2 separate regions of the Homo sapiens genome follow, and region 1 is linked to region 2. A link is an interaction called in ENCODE POLR2A ChIA-PET data of the cell type or tissue named here. Cell type or tissue: A673. All regions are shown on one strand. Each heading gives the region's core, and the rest is flanking DNA. Links, peaks and the distances in the headings are about the cores only.

Region 1 (8,742 bases), core at 1-8,000, 180 kb before region 2:
TTTGTATATGATAAAAACCGTGAGTGCAGCCAGGTGCGGTGGCTCATGCCTGTAATCCCAACACTTTGGGAGGCCAAGGCGCGTGGCTCACCTGAGGTCAGGAGTTGGAGACTGGCCTGGCCAACATGGTGAAACCCCGTCTACTAAAAATACAAAAATTAGCCAGGCGTGATGGTGCACACCTGTAATCCCAGCTACTTGGGAGGCTGAGGCAAGAGAATCACTGGAACCTGGGAGGTGGAACTTGCAGTGAGCCAAGATCATGCCATTGCCCTCCAGCCTGGGTGACAGAGCGAGACTCCGTCTCAAAAAAAAAAAAAAAATCCATGAGTTAATTCCAGTACTTGCAATTTTAATCCAATAGCACAGTTTTCTTTTGCATTGTTTTCAATATACTCAATTGCTCAGCCCTAGAATACACAAAAAGTAGTTTTAAGAATGCTAACCTGGCCCACTGTGGAGACGATGCCTCCTAACTGGAGTGTAACATTTGTCTGTAGTTCTTGTCATTTGTAGCCTGAGGCCGTGGAGTCCAGATTTTGGGTTCAGAAGTTACTGGAATTCACTATCCCATCCCATTGGTCAGACCATGTCACTCATTTCAAATACAGTTTGGTTCATTTTTTCTGATTTCATTCCATTCTAGGATTCTCCTCCCATCCTTGTTGGTTTATCTTCTTTTTTGAGACGAAGTCTCGCTCTGTCGCCCAGGCTGGAGTGCAGTGGTGCGACGTCAGCTCACGGCATTCTCCGCCTCCCAGGTTCAAGCAATTCTCCTGCCTCAGCCTCCTGCGTAGCTGGGATTACAGGCGCCTGCCACCATGCCCAGCTAGTTTTTGTATTTTTATTAGAGACAGGGTTTTACTATGTTAGACAGCCTGGTCTCGAACTCCTGCCATCATGATCCGCCTGCCTCGGCCTCCCAAAGTGCTGGGATTACAAGCATGAGCCACCACGCCCCGCCTATGTTCCTTTTTTTTAGAAACGTGAAACCTGAACTTGGTTCCAAAAGTCACAACAAAAAGGAAAACTCCTGGCCGGGCGGTGGCTCACGCCTATAATCCCAGCACTTCGGGAGGCCGAGGCGGGTGGATCACCTGAGGTCAGGAGTTTGACACCAGCCTGACCAACATGGTGAAACCCGTCTCTCCTAAAAATACAAAAACTTAGCTGGGTGTGGTGGTGCACGCCTGTAATCCCAGCTGCTCGGGAGGCTGAGGCAGGAGAATTGCTTCAACCCAGGAAGCAGAGGTTGCAGTGAGCTGAGATCGCGCCACTGCACTCCAGCCTGCGTGACAGACTATCTCAAAAAAAAAGTAAAACTCGGCCGGGCGCGGTGGCTCACGCCTGTAATCCCAGCACTTTGGGAGGCCGAGGCGGGCGGATCACAAGGTCAGGAGATCAAGACAATCCTGGCCAACATGATGAAACCCCATCTTTATTAAAAGTACAAAAAAAAATTAGCCGGGCGTAGTGGCGTACGCCCGTAATCCCAGCTACTCGGGAGGCTGAGGCAGGAGAATCGCTTGAACCCGGGAGGCAGAGGTTGCAGTGAGCCAGGATTGTGCCACTGCACTCCAGCCTGGTGACAGAGCAGGACTCCATCTCAAAAAAAAAAAAAAAAAAGTAAAACTCAAGAGTAGGGTGTCCCTTCCTCTCCTCCCTGTTGCCCTGGCTGAACCATCTCCCCTGTCTTGTTTGTCACAGATCCCAGCATGGTGAGTGCCTACATGTACCCAGCAGGGGCCACTGGGGCGCAGGCGGCCCCCCAGGCCCAGGCCGGACCCACCGCCAGCCCCGCTTACTCATCCTACCAGCCTACTCCCACAGCGGGCTACCAGGTACACAGGAAGGCCGCTCCTCTCCTTCCAGGGCCAGCCCCAGCCCCAGCCCCAGCCCCAGCCCCTTCTCCCATGGCACTCATTCCCTCCGCAGAACGTGGCCTCCCAGGCCCCACAGAGCCTCCCGGCCATCTCTCAGCCTCCGCAGTCCAGCACCATGGGCTACATGGGGAGCCAGTCAGTCTCCATGGGCTACCAGCCTTACAACATGCAGGTACAGTGACCTCCAGGCCCTGCTGGGGGCCAGGGTGGGGGAGCAGTTGATGATGCTGAGGGTCCTTTGGTGAGGCTGGCAGGCACTGGGTGGGCTCCACCCCTTCTGCTCCTCCCCCTCCACTCTCTGGGTGCTCCCTGTGGTCACCTTTGGATTGTTGCAAGCCAGAAACATCCCCGCCTGCCTGGTCACAGGGCTACTCTCTCACATCTGACGTCTTCTCACAACAGAATCTCATGACCACCCTCCCAAGCCAGGATGCGTCTCTGCCACCCCAGCAGCCCTACATCGCGGGGCAGCAGCCCATGTACCAGCAGGTGAGCCATTCCCGGGGCCTCACAGCGGCACCCGCAGGGCACCCTCAGGCTTCACGGTTTAGCAATGGGACCCCTGGCCCCAGTGGGGATTGTCCCGTACGTCTGCTCACAGGGGGAGACGCATACCCGAGGCCCCTTCTCAGCAGACAGAACGAGGACACAAGTCTCAGGGCAGATACGCGCATCCGCAAGTGTAGACAGGAAAAACCGTGAATTTACTTGAAAGGCAAAGGCCGCATGAGCTGGCTGCATGAGCTGCAGTCCGTGGACATGGATTACAAGCACTTGTGGGTCTGTGGCTCTGCTGGGACAAAAGCCTTCCTCCCTGGGCTGGGGAAGGGAGGACCAGGGCCATGCCTGCTTTCCTCCTGCACAGATGGCACCCTCTGGCGGTCCCCCCCAGCAGCAGCCCCCCGTGGCCCAGCAACCGCAGGCACAGGGGCCGCCGGCACAGGGCAGCGAGGCCCAGCTCATTTCATTCGACTGACCCAGGCCATGCTCACGTCCGGAGTAACACTACATACAGTTCACCTGAAACGCCTCGTCTCTAACTGCCGTCGTCCTGCCTCCCTGTCCTCTACTGCCGGTAGTGTCCCTTCTCTGCGAGTGAGGGGGGGCCTTCACCCCAAGCCCACCTCCCTTGTCCTCAGCCTACTGCAGTCCCTGAGTTAGTCTCTGCTTTCTTTCCCCAGGGCTGGGCCATGGGGAGGGAAGGACTTTCTCCCAGGGGAAGCCCCCAGCCCTGTGGGTCATGGTCTGTGAGAGGTGGCAGGAATGGGGACCCTCACCCCCCAAGCAGCCTGTGCCCTCTGGCCGCACTGTGAGCTGGCTGTGGTGTCTGGGTGTGGCCTGGGGCTCCCTCTGCAGGGGCCTCTCTCGGCAGCCACAGCCAAGGGTGGAGGCTTCAGGTCTCCAGCTTCTCTGCTTCTCAGCTGCCATCTCCAGTGCCCCAGAATGGTACAGCGATAATAAAATGTATTTCAGAAAGCATCAGCGTTTTTTCTTTAATTAATTTTTTTGAGATGGAGTCTCACTCTGTCACCCAGGCTGGAGTGGTGATCTCCGCTCACTGCAAGCTCCGCCTCCTGGGTTCAAGCGATTCTCGGGCCTCAGCCTCCCGAGTAGCTGGACTACAGGTGCACCCCATTACCATGCCTGGCTAGTTTTTGTATTTTTAGTAGCGACGGTGTTTCACCATGTTGGCCAGGCTGGTCGTGAACGCCTAACCTCAGGTGATCCACCTGCCTCGGGCTCCTAAAGTGCTGGGATTACAGGCATGAGCCACCGCGCCCGACCTGCATCAACGTTTGCTCAGGGGGCAGGTGGTCAGGCTGATGGCCCAGCTGCAGGCAGGGTCATTTCCAGCCTGCCCCTCCCTGAGGCTGCGTGCCAGGGTTCATGTGTGCCCTCCGCGGCTCTGCACTGACCCCGCCGGTAGCTGGGGAGGAGTTTGGGCTTGGCGCCTCCTTCGTGTAGTGGCTGAAGCTTCCCGGGTGCTCCTCATTCCTGGGAAGGGAGTCGGGTGATGGGAACGGTGGGAGCTCAGCGCTCCGAGTCTGCGGCCGGGGGCCAGCGGGGCTGAAACGCGCCTCCTGAGTGTTGAAAGCGGCAGGCGCCGGCCTTTGCACCCAGAGGCCAGGGCGTCTCACTCACCTTCACATCCAGGCCTCTTAGGGGAGCGCGGCTTTGGCTTTTCCAGGAAGGAATGGACTCCAACGGACAGGGAAAGAAGAAGTGTGGAGAGACGGGCAGGATAAGCAGGCACTGGGCCCAAGCCGCCCTTGGAGGCTCTGCCTGTTCTGATCTGAAGGCGGAGGCTCAGCCGTGCTCTCCCAGGAAGCCACCTGGGCGTTTGGGGCTTTAGCTAGGAAAGAGGATGTCGCCTGCGGCTGCGAAGGCGCCAAAGCCCAGACCTCGCGCCTCCGCCCGCGACGGCGGCACTGGGGGCCCGGAGCGGGCGGGAGACGTGGATTACTGCGGGCTTCGGGGCCCTAGCCTCGACCGCGACGTTCGCTCGCATCGCGTACGGACAGAAACCCGTGAGCGCTGAAGAAAGAACACCTGAATCCGGAGCCCCAGCCCCCGTCGCTCGTTTGCGCGACCCCAAAACCTGGCGGGACGAGGGTCGCCCGATGTCTAGCTGCCGCCACAGACGACGCTTTTGCGTCTGCGCAGCGCGCCGCCTTGTGGGTAATCTCAGGGTGAGACGAGGCTAGCGCGAGGTACGGCTAGAGCGTCATTTCCGGCTCGAATGCCCGGCAGCCGTGGCGGCTAGAGCGTTCCTCCCCAGCTCGAATGCCCGGCGGCCGAGGCGGCTAGAGCGTCGCCTCCTCCCGGGGAACCGCGTGTGACCTTCCAGCCCGCGGACCGATGCTGCCGGCGGCCGCTCGCCCCCTGTGGGGGCCTTGCCTTGGGCTTCGGGCCGCTGCGTTCCGCCTTGCCAGGTACGCGGGATCCTGGGGCGGTCCGGGCCGGCAGGCGGGTTAGGGGGCAGCCGGGCACTGAGGGGTCGATCCGGGCGAGGAGGGCGGCGGGGCCGGCCTCCCTGCAGCGGCCAGGCCGGGCTTGGGGGTCCCATCGGGGGCGCGGGGAGGAGGCCTCCCGGTGCGCACGCCCCTTCCCTCCTGGGCCGTGGAAAGCGCCGGGGTCGGCCCCAGATGACCTTGGACGATTCCCTGCTCCTCCCTTGGCCTCAGCCTTTTCCGCAGCAAAGGCCCATCCGTGGGTGCGGCGTTTTGCGGCCAGGGGCCCCCATGTTTTGGGAGGCTTTGCGCAGGAAGATGCACCTAAGTAATAGTTTCGCCACCGCTGGGTTGATGTAGTTCATTCAAACCAGAAACTTGAGGTTTGAGTGGTATGGCTGCAAATAAACACGTGGCTTTCTAAGGCTCTTTGAAGAATTTAAAGTAACTTGCAAATCTTATCAATACGGACCCCTTGAGGTCTGAGAACCCTGGACTGGGACCAAGGAGCTAGGTAATTTCCGGCCCTAGTGATTACCAGCCTGAGCTTATGGCACCCACCAGTCCCCCAGTTGTCCTGCCCCTCTGGTTTCTGCAGCCCCTTCCATTCCAGGACTGACAAGTCTGTTTTAATTGGGGGTGGGGGCTAGGCGACAGGTGCCATGTGTCTGTGCCGTGCGACATATGAGGAGCAGCGGCCATCAGAGGTGTGAGGCCCTCGCTGGTGCACCCCTGGATAACGCCCCCAAGGAGTACCCCCCCAAGATACAGCAGCTGGTCCAGGACATCGCCAGCCTCACTCTCTTGGAAATCTCAGACCTCAACGAGCTCCTGAAGGTATCGTGAGAGGGTGGCACAGACCCAGGGGCTGGAAGTTTCAGGGCCCCTGTGTTTTGTTCCTGGTGTATTTTGGGAGTTTGGTAAATTGTCAAAAGTGTGTTTGTCCAGGTGCAAGGTCCATGCCAGGCTAGTTGCCCCTCCTCAGTAGGTTCCGGCTGGTGTGAGGGCCAGCTGTGGACACTGTTCTCTATCTCTGCAGAAAACGTTGAAGATCCAGGATGTCGGGCTTGTGCCGATGGGTGGTGTGATGTCTGGGGCTGTCCCTGCTGCAGCAGCCCAGGAGGTGAGTCCTGGGCAGAATGAGGCATTTCTGGGGTGCCCAGTTCGCCTGTGGCCTCATGTGCCGTGGTCCCGTATCTCAGGTTCTGCAGCTACCGTCATTGTCTGCAGCCTGCACACCTGTGCGGCATCCTGCAGCCTCCTGGGACCTACTCCCTGCCACGGATGTGCACGACTTTGCATGTGGAGACCATGTTTCTAATGGAGGGAAACAGACACTAAGCTGAGAGAGGAAAAAGAGGCTGGGCGTGGTGGCTCACGCCTGTAATCCCAGCGCTTCGGGAGGCCGAGACGGGTGGATCACTTGAGGTCAGGAGTTCGAGGCCAGCCTGGCCAACATGGTAAAACCCCGTCTCTACTAAAAATACAAAAAAAAAAAAATTAGCTGGGCCTGGTGGCACATGCCTGTAATCCCAGCTACTCGGGAGGCTGAGGCAGGAGAATAGCTTGAACCCGGGAGACTGTCTCAAACAAACAAACAAAATAAATAAATAAAAATAAAAATAAATAAATAAATAAAAATACAAAAATTAGCCGGCGTGGTGGCAGGTGCCTGTAATCCCAGCTACTTGGGAGGCTGAGGCAAGAGAATTGCTTGAACCAGGGAGGCGGAGGTTGCAGTGAGCCAAGATCATACTACTGCCTTCCAACTTGGCAACAGAGCAAGACCCTGTCTCAAAAAAAAAAAAAAAAAAAAAAGAGGAAAAAGAAAGGAAGAAATTATACCAAATAGAACATTGTAAGCATTGTGGGGAAAAGGAGGGAAGAGGCTCAAGGTGGGAGGGAGAGTTCCAAGTTCAAGGTGGGCTTCAAAGAGGAGGCAGACATTGTAGAAGAGAGCACGGCCTTCCTGGCGGAGGACGGGGAGGCACCAAGGTCACCAGGCAAGAGGGTGTCTGACAATTCAGGGAGCAGCAGCGAGGTACAGGCTGGCGCAGGCGAAGGGGTGTAACAAGCAGCTCCGTCCTTGGGTCTTTGCAAGGAAACCAGTGAACTTGAAGCCGCCAGTTGCGTTTGGTCATCGGGTTGCGTGAACCTCTCCACCGGAGCCCTCCCCTCAGCCCCTTTCCCCCACTGGGGAACCAGGTTGTGTACTGTAGAGTGTCCCATGTTCCAGATGCGTGGGGTGCCCATGGGGCAGCATCACTCATGCCTGAGAACTGGAAGGTAGTTTAAAGGCTGATTAGATTCAGGCCGAGCGTTTGGGTAAGAATAGCTGGGATTACTGTAGAGCCTGTTGTGTAAACTGGATTGCTTTTGAGGAGGGAGAAGATGTTATTAATAGCCTTCCCAGGCCGTGGGGACACGCAGCCCCCTGCCCTCGGGTGGTGCTGGGTCTCCATGCGCCACGTCAGAAGCGCAGCGTGCCCGTCAGTCCCATGGCGGGTTGTCATTTTCTCGGCACACGTGCACTGCAGTGTGGCTGAGAAAGGAATGGCGCTGCTTTTATCTACAAAGCACTTTTGGTGTCGTTCTTTCCTGTCTCATAAGTTACGCTTTCTAAGCGAGAGGGGAGTAGAGTATTGAGGGAAGGACTGTGAAGCATGTTTTTATTTATTTATGAAACCGAGTCTCACTCTGTCACCCAGGCTGGAGTGCAATGGCGCGATCTCAGCCCCCGCCTCCCGGGTTCAAGCAATTCTCATGCCGCAGCCTCCCGAGTAGCTGGGATTACAGGCGCGCACCACTAGAGACAGGGTTTCACCATATTGGTCAGGCTGGTTTCAAACTTGACCTCAAGTGATCCACCCGCCTTGGCCTCCCAAAGCGCTAGGATGACAGGCGTGAGCCACCGGAGCCACCACTCCCGTCCGAGGCATGTTACAAAGAGTTATTGGGCAGACCTGCCTCTGACTAGCATGAGAGAAAAAGCACCAGCTGGACTCGCGAGGCCAAGGCAGGAGAATCGCTTGAACCCAGGAGGTGGAGGTTGCAGTGAGCTGAGGTCGCACCACTGCACTCCAGCCTGGATGACAGAGTGAGACTCCGTCTCAAAAAAAAGAGAAAAGAAAAGAAAAAGCACCAGCTGGTTAAGGATTGATGAGTTGGGAGACGTGACTTCCAACTCCAGGCTTCGCTGGGGCCTCCGCTGCACCTCCCTTTGGGGCTTTAGACTGGGGTGGCCCAGCAGTGGAGGCGTTAGCTCCCCCCAGCCCTTTGTCACCTGGCTCCCCTTCTTTCCTGCTCCCTAAGGCGGTGGAAGAAGATATCCCCATAGCGAAAGAACGGACACATTTCACCGTCCGCCTGACCGAGGCGAAGCCCGTGGACAAAGTGAAGCTGATCAAGGAAATCAAGAACTACATCCAAGGCATCAACCTCGTCCAGGTCTGTGCCGCGGTGGGGGTTCCGAGGCAGGTTCCGTTGTGGTGGCCAGGGCCCCCAGTCCCTGACTTTGCTCTCTCTGGCAGGCAAAGAAGCTGGTGGAGTCCCTGCCCCAGGAAATCAAAGCCAATGTCGCCAAAGCTGAGGCGGAGAAGATCAAGGCGGCCCTGGAGGCGGTGGGCGGCACCGTGGTTCTGGAGTAGCCTCCAGCTCGGAGGACTTGTGTTCAGGGGTCCTGGGCCCCGGGCGAGGTCCCGCCCTCCCGTGGTCACTGGCTCCGCCCCCAGCACCAGGCGCCCAGTGGAGCCGTTTGGGAGAATTGCCTGCGCCACGCAGCGGGGCCGGACAGGCCGCACAGACCTACTGTGGCGGGAGGGAGGGGCGGCTGCTGCCTGGTGACGGCACCCGGAGGCCCACCAGGACGCGCCACCGGTGAATGTGCCTCTGGTGGCTGCTGAGAAAAA
Region 2 (8,789 bases), core at 533-8,532:
TCCAGTGAGGGAGGGCTCCCTGGAGAAGCAGCTGGGTGCAGAGCTGGGACAAGGAAAACTGAAGACATCCCAAAATAAACAAGTGCTTAAATAAGGATAGGGCACAGGAGACAATCTCCAGGAGCTCCCAATGGCCAAAGCGTGGAAACAGTATCAGATTATGACTCACAGAATCCAACAAACAGCCCTTGCGTTCATACTGATATATAAAGAAAGAAATCGTAGGTCAGGCGCAGTGGCTCATGCCTTTTGGGAGGCCAAGGCGGGCGGATCACTTGAGCTCGAAAATTTGAGACCAGCCTGAGCAACATGGGTAAACCCCATCTCTACAAAAAATACAAAAAGTCAGCTGGGCATGGTGGTGAGCACCTGTGGTTCTGGTTACTCAGGAGGCTGAGATGGGAGATCACGTGAGCCCGGGAGGTCGAGGCTGCAGTGAGCCGTGATCGAGCCACTGCACTGCAGCCTGAGCCGCAGAGCAAGACCCTGTCTCAAAAAAAAAAAAGGGAAAAAAGCTGAAGGGACTGCTCTTTCTTAGAGATGAATTCCAATTAATAAACGTCAAAGGAATGAGGAAAATGCAAAAATCACCTTTGAAAACTAAGTTAATAATTACTGCATTGCAAGACCCACCAGTGGATGCTGAAATTAATTAGTGGGTAGGCCGGGCACGGTGGCTCACGCCTGTAATCCTAGCACCTTGGGAGGCTGAGGCAGGTGGACTGCCTGAGCTCAGGAGTTGGAGACCAGCCTGGGCAACACGGTGAAACCCCGTCTCTACTAAAAATAAAAAAAATTACCTGGGCATGGTGGCGCGTGCCTGTAATCCCAGCTACTTGGGAGGCTGAGACGGGGGAATTGCTTGAACCTGGGAGGCGGAGGTTGCAGTGAGCTGAGATGGCGCCATTGCACTACAGCCTCGGCAAAAGTGAGACTCCATCTCAAAAAAAAAAAAAAAAGTGGGTAAAACTTGGAAGTGAAACAGACATTCACTTAGTCTGGAAGTATCTCCCCAAGGTATTTATGGATGACAAAGGGAAAACAGTAACTATGTAGGGGAGAAGCCCCGGCAGCCGCTGCCACCACCTGAACTAACAGGACCAGGAGTTGGACAGACTGACATTGCATATCTCCACTATGCATTGAGAAGATGACATCCCAGCTGTGGTATTCATGCCAAAAAATAAAATAAACCAGCAGGGCGTGGTGGCTCAGGCCTGTAATCCCAGCACTTTTGGGAGGCCAAGGCGGATGGATCATGAGGTCAGGAGTTCAAGACCAGCCTGGCCAGCATGGTGAAACCTTGTCTCTAATAAAAATACAATAATTAGCCGGGTGTGGTGGCGGGTGCCTAAAATCCCAGCTACTCAGGAGGCTGAGGAAGGAGAATCGCTTGAACCTGGGAGGCAGAGATTGCAGTGAGCTGAGATCACACCACCGCACTCCAGCTTAGAAGACAGAGAAAGACTCCGTCTCAAAAAAAAAAAAAAAAACAAAAAACAAAACCTTGTCCAGTCATAAGGTCAGAGTCCCCAGTGTGAGGGACATTCTACAAAATAGCTGAGAGTACCCTTTAAAAGTGTCAAGGTCATAAAAGACAAAAGCTTCTATAAATCTGAATATAAAAATAACACTTCAGAAAATTCATAAATAGAGAAATAGGCTGACATTAATAGGCTATGTTCGGTGTGGTGGCTCAGGCCTGTAATTCCAACACTTTGGGAGACCAAGGCAGGAGGATCCCTGGAGCACAAGAGTTCAAGACCAACCTGGGCAACATAGTGAGACCCCATCTATACAAAGTTTTAAAAATCAGCCAGGCGCGGTGGTGGGTGTCTGTAGTCCCAGCTACTAAGGAGGCTGAGGTGGGAGATCCCTTGATCCCGGGAGTTCCAGGATGCAGTGAGCTGTGTTTGCGCCACTGCACTCTAGCCTGGACATCAGAGGGAGACCTTGTCTCAAAACACAATTTTTCAAAAATTTAGTTTTTTAAAAAAGATATTGAGATGCTACAATGTCCATTTCAGGAAGAATATCATAGCACTTTTGAGACAAGTTTCTTTTTTTTTTTGAGACACAGTCTCGCTCTGTCACCCAGGCTGGAGTGCAGTGGTGCAATCTTGGCTCACTGCAAGCTCCGCCTCCTGGGTTCACGCCATTCTCCTGCCTCAGCCTCCCCAGTAGCTGGGACTACAGGGGCCCGCCACCACGCCTGGCTAATTTTTTGTATTTATAGTAGAGACGGGGTTTCACCATGTTAGCCAGGATGGTCTCGATCTCCTGACTTTGTGATCTGCCTGCCTCAGCCTCTCAATGTGCCGGGATTACAGGCGTGAGCCACTGCGCCCAGCCTGAGACAAGTTTTTCTACAAAATGTAATGACATTAAGGTAATATGAAGAGACATGATCCTCATCTTTATGTAACTGGAGTTCAGGTATTCATTACGCTCAACAATATCAACCTTTTATGATGCTATTTTGTTGAATGTGATGAATGCCACTGATAATAGGACATTTAATTCCATTTAGAATATCTGTATTTCCAAGTAAAGTCCTAAATCTGCCAGGGTGGAGATTTATCCATGGTAAAGTCTATTCAATCCAGATATAAAAAAGATAGAGATTGAGGGCCAGGCGCGGTGGCTCACACCTGTAATCCCAGCACTTTGGGAGGCCGAGGTGGGCGGATCACAAGGTCAGGAGATCAAGACCAGCCTGGCCAACATGGTGAGACCCTGTCTCTACTAAAAATACAAAAATTAGCTGGGCATGGCGGCACGTGCCTGTAATCCCAGCCACTTGGGAGGCTGAAGCAGAAGAATTGCTTGAACGGGGACCCGGGAGGCAGAGGCTGTTGTGAGCTGAGATTGCACCACTGCACTCCAGCCTGGGCTACAGAGCGAGACTCTGTCTCAAAAAAAAAAAAAAAAAAAAAAAAAAAGAGAGATTAAAGACATTTAAAAAAAAGATTACAAAGAAGAAACTGCAAAGCAAAATCACAATGAGATATTACTTCACACCCAGTAGGATGACTAAACTAAAAAAGGTAAGTGTTGGTGAGAATGTGGAGAAATTGGAACCCTCATACATTGCTGGTAGAAATATAAAATGCTGCAGCTGCTTTGGAAAAGTCTGGCAGTTCCTCAAAAAATTAAACAGTTACCTCATGACCCGGCAATTCTACTCGAGAATTGAAAAGATGTTAATATAAAATGTATACAAAAATGTTCACAGCAGCATTATTCTTATAAAGCCACGGAGTGGAGACAACCCAAATGTCCATGAACAGATGGACAAAAAAAAAATATGCGGTATATCCATGTCAGTAGTCGGCCATAAAAAGGAACAGTCTTAGACATGGTACAGCACAGATGCACCTTAAAAATGCTGGCTGGGGACAGGCGCAGTGGCTCACACCTGTAATCCCAGCACTTTGGGAGGCTGAGGCGGGCAGATCACGAGGTCAGGAGATAGAGACCATCCTGGCTAACAAGGTGGAACCCCATCTCTACTAAAAATACAAAAAACTAGCTGGGCATGGTGGCTGCTGCCTGTAGTCCCAGCTACTCAGGAGGCTGAGGCAGGAGATTGGCAAGAACCCAGGAGGCGGAGCTTGCAGTGAGCCGAGATCGCGCCACTGCACTCCATCCTGGGCAACAGAGCAAGACTCTGCTTCAAAAAAAAAAAAAAAAAGAAAAAGAAAAAAAAAATAACCGGGCAAGGTGGCAGGTACCTGTAATCCCAGCTACTTGGGAGACTGAGGCAGGAGAATTGCTTGAACCCAGGAGGCGGAGGTTGCAGTGAGCCGAGATTGCGCCATGGCACTCCAGCCCAAGTGACAAGAGTGAAACTCCATCTCAAAAAAAAAAAAAAAAGAAAATAAAAAAACTTGCTGGGCGTGGTGGCATGTGCCTGTGGTCCCAGCTACTTGGGAGGCTGAGGTGGGAAGATTGCTTGAGCCCAGGAGTTTGCATTTACAGTAAGCTATGATTGAGCTACCACACTCCAGCCTAGAGAGCAAGACCCTGTCTCTTGAAAAAAGAAACCCGGTCGGGCGCGGTGGCTCACGCCTGTATTCCCAGCACTTTGGGAGGCCGAGGGGGGCGGATCACGAGGTCAGGAGATCGAGACCATCCTGGTGACCACGGTGAAACCCCGTCTCTACTAAAAATACAAAAAATTAAGCCGGGCGTGGTGGCGGGCGCCTGTAGTCCCAGCTACTCGGGAGGCTGAGGCAGGAGAATGGCGTGAACCTGGGAGGCGGAGCTTGCAGTGAGTGGAGATTGCGCCACTGCACTCCAGCCTGTGTGACAGAGGAAGACTCCGTCTCAAAAAAACAAAAACAAAAAAAACCATAGGCTGGGCGCAGTGGCTCATGCCTGTAATCCCAGCACTTTGGGAGGCCCAGCTGGGCGGATCATGAGGTCAGGAGATCGAGACCATCCTGGCTAACCCGGTGAAACCCCATCTCTACTAAAAATACGAAAAACTAGCTGGGCATGGTGGCGGGTGCCTGTAGTCCCAGCTACTCAGGAGGCTGAGGCAGGAGAATCGATTCAACCCGGGAGGCGGAGGTTGCAGTGAGGTGAAATCATGCCACCACACACGTCTGGGAAACAGGAACGAAACTCCATCTCAAAAGAAAAAAACAAAAAACGAAAAAACAACCTCTAAAATGAAAGACTGTATCCCTAGATTGCTGAGAGGTAAATGAAATGTATGTAGAACATCCAGCAGAGGTGCAGCCTCAGACACTGGCTGACCATTTGTGCAACCTGAGAGAGGCGTGCTCTTGCAGCTTGAGTTCCAACCATGCCCCACACTCCACTCCCATTAGGCTACACTGCAACCTATCACTTGTATGTTTCCTATATTAGACCATCAGTTCACTGCATGTTAAGAACCAAAAGTTACCATTTACATGACAACTCTGTTGCCAGGTACAGACATAGCCATCTCATGAGATCTAAAAGGATGTCTGAGAGCAACACTGTAGCCCTTTAACCCACGTGAGGCTGAACAGGATTCAATCAGCTGCCCAGTGTAGACTGCTCCTTAGATCTCCGTGCACACCAGCCAGAAACCAGAGCACTGTGGGAGCGTGTGCACGCTCACATCCGAGACCCTCTCCAGGGACCTCAGGCTGAAGACGGAGCTGGGCAGACCATGAGCCACCCTGGAAGAGCTCCAAGTCCCACAGGAATGCTGCCTCTCCTGCCCGGGGCTGGCCAGTTCCTACTCTCAGCCCATGCCGGCCAGGGAAAGGGACCAGGAAGAACAGGGCTTCCCTTTTCTCCCCACCCTGAGTGTAATTTCGCTTGTCGACACTTAAGTCATGTGTCCAACCTGGGCCAATCCCTGTGCTTTCTTTTTTTGCCCCGAGATGGAGTTGTGCTCTTTTTCACCCAGGCTGGAGTGCGATGGCGCGATCTCGGCTCACTGCAACCTCCACCTCCTGGGTTCAAGCGATTCTCCTGCCTCAGCCTCCGGAGTAGCTGGGATTACAGGTGCATGGCACCATGGAACCACAGGACAGCCAGAGGCAGAGGGGGTTCCCCAAGTGCCCATGGGGCACAGGCTGCCAGTTCAGTTTGTCAGCCATAGCTCGCTGTCTGAGCAAAGCATCACTCAGTCACCATGTGGGGGGCAGCAGGGCACTGGGCAGTGTGGAGTGTCCGCCCTGCAAGGCCCTGTGCCCGGAGGACTGGCAGCACCCTTCAAGAGGGGACCAGACAGCCCAGCTGGCCAAGGCCTCATGTCTACTTGCTGTCTGTGCAGTCAGTGGAAGAGCCCTGCTCTTCTTTCTCTCACAAGCACCCTGCTGGAACAATAAATTAAATAGTCCTCTGGCCTTGGAAGTAAAATAAGGTTTTGTGTTTTATGAATAAGGAAATGAAGATTGGGTATGATGAGGCTCAGCCCAGCTACCTGACCTGCTGCCCACCAGAAGCCCCGGTGGCTTCCAGACCCAGCCTCTATCCTAGTTATAAATGGCCAGCCCCACCTCCACCACAGGCACAGAATCAGGTCATTCTCCTTTGACCACTCGGCAGCACCTGCCTCAATGACCCCACCACTGGCCCCCCAGCAAATACCAGCTGTTGCTTCTATGACATCATTCTCTCTACTTCCTTTACCTCCAACCCTCCCAAGACCATGCCACATATGGACACGACTTCGACGTGTCCACGTGCTATCAGCTGACAAACTGGAGAGGTCCGGCTCTAGGCAACGCTCTCCTGCGGGCCAGCTGGTGCCTCTGCCCAGCCTGTCCAATGCTGACGCCCCTCAGCTGGCTCCTTCCTGGGGCCTTCTCTCCAGTGACACCTACCCACCCAGTTCCCCAAGGCCTCATATTACTTCATTCCCATGCCCCTCACTCCCGAGAATGCCAGGAAGTCCCAAATCCTGGTCATTCCTCCCTCCAAATGCCTGTTACACCACTACTGCACAACCAAAGCAATGCTGCTTGTCAGTCCTGTCATTTGTCACACCCTGCAGGGGCTGACCACACCAGTCCATCAGGTGCCCTCTCCACTTCCTAAGCAGCAGGGAGCCAGTCCTAGCACGGCCCCAGAGAGCAGACCCCCTGCCTGGCATGGGCCTGCTCAGGCCTTGCTCCAACACCGAGGCCCGGGCCAAGGGCACCTGCTTGGGGATAACCTGACTCTAACTCACTGCACTGGTGACATTTTCTGTCACATTCACAGCGACTACAGCTGGGGACTTAGTAATCCTTTCTCCTGCTAGACTGGGCTTCTGGAAGGGCCAAGATTAGTCATCCTGTTCATCTGGGTTCCTAGACTGTGGCCCTGGCTGGCATTGGGCAAGCTGCTTAGATGGCAGCTGCTGATCTGTAGTGACATCTGTGACCGACAGCGAAAGAACCACCCTTAGTCACACTCCCTTGCCCATGACTCAGCCAGGCCCATCCCAGCGTGGAAGCAAGCTTAGCCTGGGATGTGTGCCCGCAGGAGCCGCTGGTGCAGGGAAAGGTTTCTGCAGACACGGCATGCATTCCTGTCTGTCTCTCCACTACCACTGCCCACTGCCCTGGGCTTCCTTACATCCCAGCTGTGGGACAGTGGGGTCAGGCAGAACTCTGGAGCTCCCTTGTCCCCCTTCCCATCTCATTCTCAAAGTGCTGTCACCAACCCAGCATCAGGGGGCACAAGGCTCTCTCTCCACTGCCCAGCTTGGAGTGCAGTGGCATGATAATGGCTCACAGCAGCCTCAACCTCCAGGGCTCAAGCGATCCTCCCACCTCAGCCTTTAGAATAGCTGAGACCACAGGAGCACGCCACCACACTCAGCTAACTTTTGTATTTTTAGTAGAGATAGGGTTTTGCCATGTTGCCTAGGCTGGTCTCGAACTTCTGGGCTCAAGAGATCCTTCTGCCCTGACCTCCCAAAGTGCTGGGATTACAGGTATCAGGCGTTGCCCTACTCCTTTTTGAGACGGAGTTCACTCTTGTTGTCCAGACTGGAGTGCAATGGCACAATCTCGGCTCACTGCAACCTCCACCTCCCTGGTTCAGGCGATTCTCCAGCCTCAGCCTCCCAAGTAGCTGGGATTACAGGCATGCACCACCACACCCAGCTAATTTTGTATTTTTAGTAGAGACGGGGTTTCGCCATGTTGGCCAGGCTGGTCTTGAACTCCTGACCTCAGGTGATCTGCCTGCCCCAGCCTCCCAAAGTGCTGGGATTACAGGCGTGAGCCACCGCGCCCAGCCGCCCCACTCTTAAATGGACGGATTATCACAGCTTCCACCAGCCACTTCATCAAATATACAACTAAGAGAGGATCCTCATGCCTTGCTCCGTGGCAAGGTTAAAAACAACAACAAAAAAACAAACAGAAAAAGGAATTACACTACAAAGTCAAAACTGCTGAATCCACGTTTCTCTGAAAACCAGAGTACAAGAAGGAAAGGAACAGCCCAGAGATGTTCTGGCTGTGGGAAGCCTGTGGACGGCACACAGGGCAGCCATCCCACCCCAACCTCCCCTCACCTGGAGGCACAGGCACAAGGGTCAACAGGTGGCTCCCGGGCAAAGGTGTCCTCCCACCTGGTGAGTTAGAGAGGAAGGTGTTAGGTGTGAGGCAGGAAAGAAGATAAGAAAGAAGACAGGCAGCTTCGGCCCTCCAGGAGCGGGGACCCCCCGCCACCCCCACAACCCATGCCAACTTCAGGTGTCCAACACCAGATGGGGCTGCTCCCTCCATCCCCAACTCAGGTTCTCCCACCCCCTCCCAGCTGGACAGACACCAAAATCCTGGCCCAGGCCTGGACTCCAACAGTGGGACGAATCAAACAGTTCCAGTTCTACACACATTTCTATTTTATTATGGAAAAGGTGGAAACGCCACCTTCTCCACAACAGCAACCAGTAAAATTTATCCCAAAAATAACTCGGTACAAAACAGGTCTGTTTCAGAATTAAAAAAAAAAAAAAAGAAAAAAAAAAAACCTTTACATGAGTTTTTAAATCCTATTTTAAAACATAAAAGAAACAAATCCATCATTGGCCGCACAGCCCCAGCCACCGCCCCCCAACCAGGGAGCAAGAGGAGACGCCTGGGTCCTGTTCCGCACGCGGATTTGCTGGTCTGTTTAACTGGTGTCCATCTGAAACACAGAGGAGAAAGAGGCTTGCATTCACAGGCGGCCTGCTCCCCACTGCGGCTTTGACCAGGCCCCCAGCTGGCTCCCCCGGGACTCACTCTCGCATTATAGGCGTCCAGCTGGGCATCCAGCTCCTCTGCCGAAAGCTGCTGCTTTGA

The links. ChIA-PET counts read pairs that join two places held together with the same protein. Peaks named below come from ENCODE experiments on the same cell type or tissue, not always from the same donor. Only the 100,000 strongest peaks of a DNase experiment are listed, where the experiment ranks them.
Region 1: POLR2A ChIA-PET joins it to region 2 with 40 read pairs; 16 of 35 experiments call an interaction of 5 or more read pairs at or near these places.

What each region holds. Positions count from the first base shown.
Region 1 is chr17:81,698,760-81,707,501 of GRCh38, forward strand. HGS (hepatocyte growth factor-regulated tyrosine kinase substrate) reads left to right here. Exons shown (of 22, transcript NM_004712.5): 19 at 1,708-1,841; 20 at 1,936-2,055; 21 at 2,286-2,372; 22 at 2,749-3,362. The coding sequence ends at 2,859. It overlaps MRPL12 (mitochondrial ribosomal protein L12), which reads left to right and starts at 4,608. Exons shown (of 5, transcript NM_002949.4): 1 at 4,608-4,816; 2 at 5,485-5,671; 3 at 5,874-5,957; 4 at 8,147-8,281; 5 at 8,365-8,742. The coding sequence starts at 4,743. The coding sequence ends at 8,481. RefSeq lists enhancers at 1,675-2,279, 2,280-2,883, 3,488-4,091, 4,036-4,105, 4,092-4,695 and silencers at 4,596-4,975, 8,683-8,742. In A673, for the core only: a CTCF peak has its summit at 3,281 (motif pointing left); a DNase peak (open chromatin) is centred at 4,602; H3K4me3 peaks cover 3,297 bases; H3K27ac peaks cover 3,889 bases.
Region 2 is chr17:81,879,512-81,888,300 of GRCh38, forward strand. ALYREF (Aly/REF export factor) reads right to left here. Exons shown (of 6, transcript NM_005782.4): 5 at 8,730-8,789; 6 at 8,324-8,634. The coding sequence ends at 8,620. Among named protein-coding and RNA genes, the nearest start is that of ALYREF, 7.7 kb to the right of the region's middle. In A673, for the core only: no CTCF peak of the experiment used is centred there; no DNase peak of the experiment used is centred there.